3 separate regions of the Homo sapiens genome follow, and regions 2 and 3 are each linked to region 1. A link is a loop called in an ENCODE intact Hi-C map of the cell type or tissue named here. Cell type or tissue: Calu3. All regions are shown on one strand.

Evidence for each region. A loop is a pair of places that touch in the nucleus more often than their neighbours do. Peaks named below come from ENCODE experiments on the same cell type or tissue, not always from the same donor. Only the 100,000 strongest peaks of a DNase experiment are listed, where the experiment ranks them.
Region 2: it touches region 1 in a loop (2.2-fold over the local background); 4 of 110 quality-filtered maps call a loop at or near these places.
Region 3: it touches region 1 in a loop (4-fold over the local background); 7 of 110 quality-filtered maps call a loop at or near these places.

The regions. Positions count from the first base shown.
Region 1 is chr3:177,776,906-177,779,405 of GRCh38, forward strand. No RefSeq gene overlaps it. Among named protein-coding and RNA genes, the nearest start is that of LINC02015, 39 kb to the right of the region's middle. In Calu3, a CTCF peak has its summit at 1,067 (motif pointing left); a DNase peak (open chromatin) is centred at 1,026.
Region 2 is chr3:177,632,872-177,635,371 of GRCh38, forward strand. All of the region lies in intron 3 of LINC00578 (long intergenic non-protein coding RNA 578), which reads left to right. Among named protein-coding and RNA genes, the nearest start is that of LINC02015, 180 kb to the right of the region's middle. In Calu3, no CTCF peak of the experiment used is centred here; a DNase peak (open chromatin) is centred at 1,050.
Region 3 is chr3:177,613,732-177,616,231 of GRCh38, forward strand. The region is part of intron 2 of LINC00578 (long intergenic non-protein coding RNA 578); the gene reads left to right. Among named protein-coding and RNA genes, the nearest start is that of LINC00578, 170 kb to the left of the region's middle. In Calu3, no CTCF peak of the experiment used is centred here; a DNase peak (open chromatin) is centred at 1,470.

The DNA of each region.
Region 1 (2,500 bases):
GGAGGAACTAGCCATGCTGGCTGGTTTGTGGATGTGTGATCACGGGCAGGGAAAACTGGAGGAATGCCAACTCTTTGAGGGAGAAACGCTGCTTGTGACAGCAGCAGACCCACTCAGAGCATATTTCAGCAAGGGGCTGCTTGTATTTAGTTTCAGCCCTTGACCGCACCGTATCTGGCAACTTAAGTTCCAAAGAAAATACAATATTTCAGGTGTTCTTAGCATAACAGTGGACCAAGAGTGGGTATGTTTTCAGTTACAAAAGCAGCTAAAACTTCAATCTCAAAAAACAGGAATCCAAACCATTACATTGCTATAAAATTCTGGCTAATGGACATAGGAAACAGTCTTGTTAGCTGTTGCCAATCCACACCAAGAAATCATCTAAAAAGAATGGTTGTGTATTTGGTCCAGTTCAGTTCTCTCCTGATATCAGACTCTAAGGCCTTCTATAAAGCAGTCTAGACTATTTTACTTGGGGACATATCTAAGGATTTAGCATATATTACATATTATGACCTTTTATATTGTTCTTAACAAAGTCTACATTTATCTAAGACTTAACTATATGCATGGGCTTTACATTTATTATATCAAATTCATGTAACAATCTTGCACTCTTTTCATTTTATAAATAAAGTATCTGATGCTCAGAGAGGTCATATCTTGTATATGATACCGTGATGCAAGACCACATATTTATCAGCAGAGCTAGGACTAGAGCTCAGGTCTCTTGTTCCAAAGTCATGACATACTCCTGCCTCAACACAACTGCCATAAAGAAAAGCTCAAACCAATGTGTACCAGTCAATGTGACTCCCCTGAAGGCTTGTGTTGCACCCAGGTATGGTCCATGGGACTAGGGTCATCACCCTTTAGGCCGGTTGGTTGCATTCACTCTAGGTTGTCTTGCTGAGCTTGCAAGGATTGGCTGGGCAGCTGCCATAATGTCCAATGACTGCCTGCTGCTGAACATAGTTATCTTTTTCCTTCTAGGGAGATGTGGAGCACCAGGGAACAGGTTCACTGAGCCACCTTGTGTCCATCTCTGGGGACTGCATCTTCCCCCACATTCTAGCACCTAAAGATATAGGGGACTCCATCTTCCTTTGCTACCACCATTCTTACATTCTAACCTGAAAGAGACTTTGCCTACATGCCTTTGGTTTTCATCAACCTCCCAGTACCAGCTTATACCTTTGGTGGACAGACTACCTGCTGTCTTAGGACTTGGGGTAATTTATGTAGATTACCAAAGAATATTTTAAATAGTTGGTCGTCACAAACTCTAAATTCTAGGAGAAATTCAGGCTCTGTCCTCTCAACTCCCGTCACAGTCTTGCAAGGAGAAGGAGCTCAGACATGAACAAAGACAAAATTGAATCTTCAAGGACACACAGTGTTGCTTCCCAAAAAGGGGGCAGAAATTTTCAGCAGGAATTGTAGTGATCATAAATAGAACAGAGGAAATTCTCTGAGTCACTTTGGATTCTATCTTTCATCTTTAATTCAGCCATTGTGGAAGCACATACAAAATGATTACATAGTGGTTAAGAGAGTGTGCTCTAAATTGGAAGCATTGGTATGAACTCATTTCTAAAATAAATGTATGTGTATATACATGCAGGTGTGCTCAGGTAAATGTGTGTATGTGTGTATACATATGTGCATATGCATATTGTAAGTGTATATGTATATTTGTGTACATACATATATACATGCATCTATTTCCCAACTCTAGCTGCTGAAAAGACCTAGAAGAAAAAAAAAGTCTAGTAGCAATGAGCACACCTAGTACTCAGATTTTGTCCTCTAATACCATTCTCTACTGAAAGAACAAGGGCTCTTCTCCTCAGAGAAGTGACTAAATGTAGGCCTGGGACAGGGAAAGTTCTAGAAGCTAATGAAACATCTTGTTATGTCGATGAGAAGGGAAGTGTTAAAAAAAATGCTGAGGGCATGTCACAGGAAAAGAGCTGGCAGGAAGTGGCTCCTGTTGCCCAAAACTGAAACAATTTAAATACCAAAATATATAAGGACAGTATGACCATAAACCACTGAAGAAAACAGGAATCCATGAATCTGAACTAATTTATTTAATAATTAGATAAATAAATAAGTGAATAAACAGAGGAAAAAGGAGGACTCTTGCTTGTTGTAGAATGCCAGGTGCTGACTGGTAAATGTGGAGAAACTGCTGGAGTTAGAAAATTATTATTTTATAGCTGTCATAGTCAAGATTGGTCCAGGGCCAAATTACCAATGGATATTAAATCTAAGGAAGAATTTTGATGAGGAGCAGGATATTTTTATGTTTTTAAACTGACTCCCAACAGATTGCCTATTAGTTTCAAGGGAATAATTATATCTACACAGTGTAGAAATCAGACAATGCCTTGATTAGGTAAACAAAATAAAGAAGCAAATAAGCTTTAAAAAATTTTTTAATTTGAGGTGGAGTATCACTCTGTCACCCAGGCTGGAGTGCAGTGGCACAATC
Region 2 (2,500 bases), 140 kb before region 1:
AAAAATACAAATGTAATCCCAGCTACTCGAGAGGCTGAGGCAGAAGAATGGTGTGAACCCGGGAGGCAGCGGTTGCAGTGAGCCGAGATCACGCCACTGCACTCCAGCCTGGATGACAAGAGTGAAACTCCGTCTCAAAAAAAAAAAAAAAGAATTAACGACATTTTAAGAGATGAAAATGGATGCTAAGAAGAAAGATTAATTCATCCTTTCTAGTTAGGAGAGAAGAAGGCTGAGCTGTAACATATAATGAAGCTTTATGTAAGGCATTTGATACAGGTTTATTGGATAAATAAATGAATTTAATAGTCATCTAATTATGTTACCAAAAATTGAAAAATAGATAAGGCTACGTAAATCTTATTTTGCCTAGAACACATTAACATCTTTATGTCTGTCTACATTGTTTTCAATGACAAAGTCAAAGTACAATAATATAGGACCATAACAGTTCAAACCCTCATGCATTTTAAAAGGAAAATTAATCCATACGATCTAAGTTTATTTGCACTTAAATCATTGCAATGTTGAATAGTAAAGATGACCTGATATCTAAAGAAGCTTCTGGGTTTTTAAAAACAACAACTTCTATCAGTTTTTGCCAAAAATAAAATGCATTTAAGAATCAGAAGGTTTTATAAAGTGTAGCCCAGCCTTTTGAGCAGGTTTTACACTTGGTGTTGTAAACCCTGCCATTGTATCAAGACATATCTCTGAAAATGGAAAAAGACAACAAAAACAAAAAACCCAGAGCCTACTGAAAATGTGGATAGTACAAAGCTAGTGAAACAGTCAGCTTCTGAAGCCAATATTTTCATCATGTCATCACTTATTAATAAAAACAAATGTTCGCATTCTTCTCTACTTTCCCACAAAATATTCTGTTTGTGAAAAGGTTGATTCATTTCAGTTAAATATAAACAGTTAACTATGAATATGTCTCTGCTGCCAAAGGAAAGTTATCCCTGGTAGGGGAGACAAACAAGGGTCAAAACATTATGAGTAAGGATAGTATGTGGTTAAGTGTTACAAGAAAGCTTCAAAGTACTGTGGGACACAAACCCGGAAAAGATTAATTTGGCAGAGATCAGACTGGGGAAAACTCGATGGAAGGGGTAAAGCATTAGATATTATAAATTTTAACACTTCAGCTGAAATAACTAAATATAGCTATGTGTTGCTTAATGATGGGAAAAGGTTCTGAGAAATGCATTGTTAGGCAATTTCATCATTGTGCGAGCATCATAGTGTACTTATACATTCTTAGACAGTGTAGCCCGCTCCACACCAAGGCTCTGTGGTGTAGTCCATTGCTCCTAGGCTACAAACCTGTACAGCATGTGACTGTACTGAATACTGTAGGCAGTTGTAACACAATGGTAGGTATTTGTGTATCTAAACATTCTATCTATAGAAAAGTTACAGTAAAAATACGGTCTTATAATCTTATGGGACCACCATCATATATGTGGTCCATCATTGTCTGAAACATTGTTAGGTGGTGCAGGACTGTACATGATTTTACTATTTGCCAGGTGAAGAAGGAACATGGAATTAGACAGACTGTATAAAGTTTGGGCTTCTCCTGCTGGAATAGATCATGGAATAGAGATATGTGCCTCAGACAGGTAATAAGAGTAATAGATTCAGGACAAGTAAAATGGGAAGAAAGAGGAGATAAGATATTAGTCCAGGCAGCTTTCTTTTACTTTCTGATTTTACTTCTTTCATAAAGAAGAACACCTCTGAACTTTTGCTCCAGCCCTTTTACCACCACCAGTAATGATTCCTCCACTGCCTACCTAGAGTCCATCTCCAAACCAGTTCTTCAAGGCTAAGTTCAAAAATCATCAATTCTGTGAAAGCTTTCTTTATCCTTCAGGTGGAATTTTTGACTCCCTCCTTTGGGTTTTAACAGCACTTAGATTTTATTCTTTTTTAAAATGTATTTTGTATTTCAATAGGTTTTTCTGGGAGCAGGTGGTGGTTGGTTACATGAATAAGTTCTTTAGTGGTGATTTCTCAGATTTTGGTGCACCCATCACCTGAGCAGTGTACCCTGTACCCAATGTGTAATCTTTATCCCTCGCCCCCTCCCACCATTTCCCCTGAATCCCCAAAGTCCGATGTATCATTTTTATGCCTTTGCATCTTTATAGCTTAGCTCTCATTTATGAGCGAGAACATACGATGTTTGGTTCTCCATTCCAGAGTTAATTCACTTAGGATAATAATCCAGGTTGCTGTGAATGCCCTTATTTTGTTCCTTTTTATGGCTGAATAGTATTCCATGGTATGTATATGTATATGTATATGTATATGTATATGTATATGTATATGTATATGTATATGTATACGTATATGTATATGACATTTTCTTTATCCACTCATTGATTGATGGGCGTTTGGGCTGGTTCTATGTCTTTGCAATTGTAAATTGTGCTGCTATAAACATGCATATGCAAATATCTTTTTCATTTCATGACTTCTTTTCCTCTGG
Region 3 (2,500 bases), 160 kb before region 1:
GTTACCTGCATTCACACAGAACTGTCTATACTTTTACCATGGCAAATTGTATTAGAGCTGTTTAGGTTGCTCTGCCTGTTCCATTTTAAACTTTAGGAGGACAAGAGCTTTTTTGAGTCTGTCTCCCTCATCTTGGCCCCTCTGGGCCTATTTGCCAATGAAAGGGGTTTAGTCAATGTTGGATTTTCAGCACTGTTCCCAGGAGGTGTCAGGAGCAGGAGGATTCAGAATCATTTTGCCATAGTGGTAGCCTTCAAGGAGTTTATAGTAATGTTAAATAGAAGATTAATGTTAAAAGAGAAACTTTAGCAGATTAAACCTTTAAAGAGTTTATTTGGGCAGACAGCAATTCATGAATTGGACAGCTCTAGACTGGAAGTGGTTCAGGGCTTCAGCAGAGGTGGTTGATGGAAAAGCTTTTACAGGGTGAATGAGAAAGCAGAGCAAAGAAATTATTTGATTGGTTGAAGTTTGGAAAATTGCCCTATTTGGACTATCTTGGTGGGAAGTTCAAGACAATAATCAATGCCCAGTTGGCTATGTGATTGGTTGAGCTTAAGTTTCATTTCTTTTAAATTAGCCTCTTGCATGAAATGAGGCTGAGCTAGGTTTTAGTTTCCTTAGGTAGGAACCCAGGGTTCCTGTCTAATGGCTTCTCATTTTATTATTTCAATGTTAACTTGCATAAATATATAGCAGATAGTACACAACAAATAATTGCTGAAGTTTGTGATACATCTTATGAAAATGTAGGTAGAAAATAAGGTGCCCAGTGAATGCTGGGCCAGACTTAGATTTCAGTCTATAACTTGAGAGAGACCTTCCCATTGAAGATGGCAGCCCTAAGTGGTTGTTTATATGGACAATGTACTCTGTGCTTTAGTTTGCTCCTCTTTCAATTGAGGGGTTCAATTAAGGGATCCCCTTAATTTCCATGGCCATATGATTCAGAAGTGTCAACAATGGAATAATCTACTATGTATATAGTTTGTAGAAAATAGTTAGAATGCACATATTTTTTCATCTTTTTTTTCCCAACCTGCCTAGGTGAAAATCTAACTTGGACATACTTCTTTATAGCAACATCTCTATAGATACAAATGACAATTTAGATCCAATTTATCACTTACTCATGTTAACTAATGTTCACTCCAGTCAGCTATATTGAAAATATTAAAATAATTAAACAAATTTCTGGGAGTTTGTGATAATGGGATTTGACTGGTTCTTCCTTTGGTATTTTCTGTGATGTTTCTCCTTCATTTTATTGCCAAAGTCAGAGGGATTGTTATAGTATAGGCCTGAAGCCTGCTTTCAGGATCTGTGCAGAACCAACCAACCAAGAGAGCCTTTTATTTTGTCCCCCAGTTGACCTCCTTCCAGATATGCTGAGTCCATTTCCCTGAAATGACTGAGCGGGGAGAGGTAACTGCAGCTGTGTTTGGATACCTTCTTTCTCTCCCTTGGCTCCAGCCCAGGGAAACGCACACACTCTTTCACAATCACACAAACCACTTCATTATCATATTTTTGAGGATGTTGGCCAGGGGAAAGGGCAGACCAGTCAGTAGGCTGGAAAGTTAGAAATGTGTGTGTTTATTTTTCCCTCCCCTCTCCACTGTGCTATTGGAACTGGTATAGAAAGGGAATAGTCATTCACAGTTGCCCCTTTTCAGGAGGGTGAAGTTCAGAGGAAGAAATGTTTGCATAGACATTTGATAATCATAATAAAAAGACCATTAGAAGCTCATTGATTAAACAGTTACTGCAGATTTCAACTACAACTTAGAACTGTTTTTTTTGTTTTTGTTTTTGTTTTTTTTTTTTTTTTAGACAAGGTCTCTCTCTGTTTCCTAAACTGAGTGCAGTGGCATGATCATGGCTCATTGCAGCCTCAACCTCCTGGCCTCTTGGGCTCAAGCAATCCTCCTACCTCAGCTTCCCGAGTAGCTGGAAGCACAAGCATGTGCTACCATGCCTGGCTAATTTTTTAATTTTTTGTAGAGATGGGAGTCTCCCTATGTTGCCCAGGCTGGTCTTGAACTACTGGGCTCAAATGATCCTTCTGCCTCGGTCTCCCAAAATGTTGGGATTTATAGGCATGAGCCACTGCACCTCACTAGATACTTAGGTACTTTGGAAAGAGGAGCCCAGATGGGCAAATGTATTAAGGGTTTGTCATTTATGATTGGCACTAGAGCTGTATCACATAGTGTGGAAGAAAATTAAATTAATTCTCTCCCTGTAAATGTGCTTTGTAAAATTTTAATGTGCTATGTAAATAAGTTGGTAATGTTTTCAATGCATAAAGCTGTAGCTTAGATTCAATGAATGTTTATTTTTAACTTATGAAGTGAGATTGTAGCTCATTTTATGAAAGAGGCTAACAAACCTTTGGATGTATAAATTCTGATATATCTATTGAACAAGGTATATGTTTTATTCAATGATCCGATATTGGTGACCTACTATGTGAAAATTACTTGAATAATGATAGTGA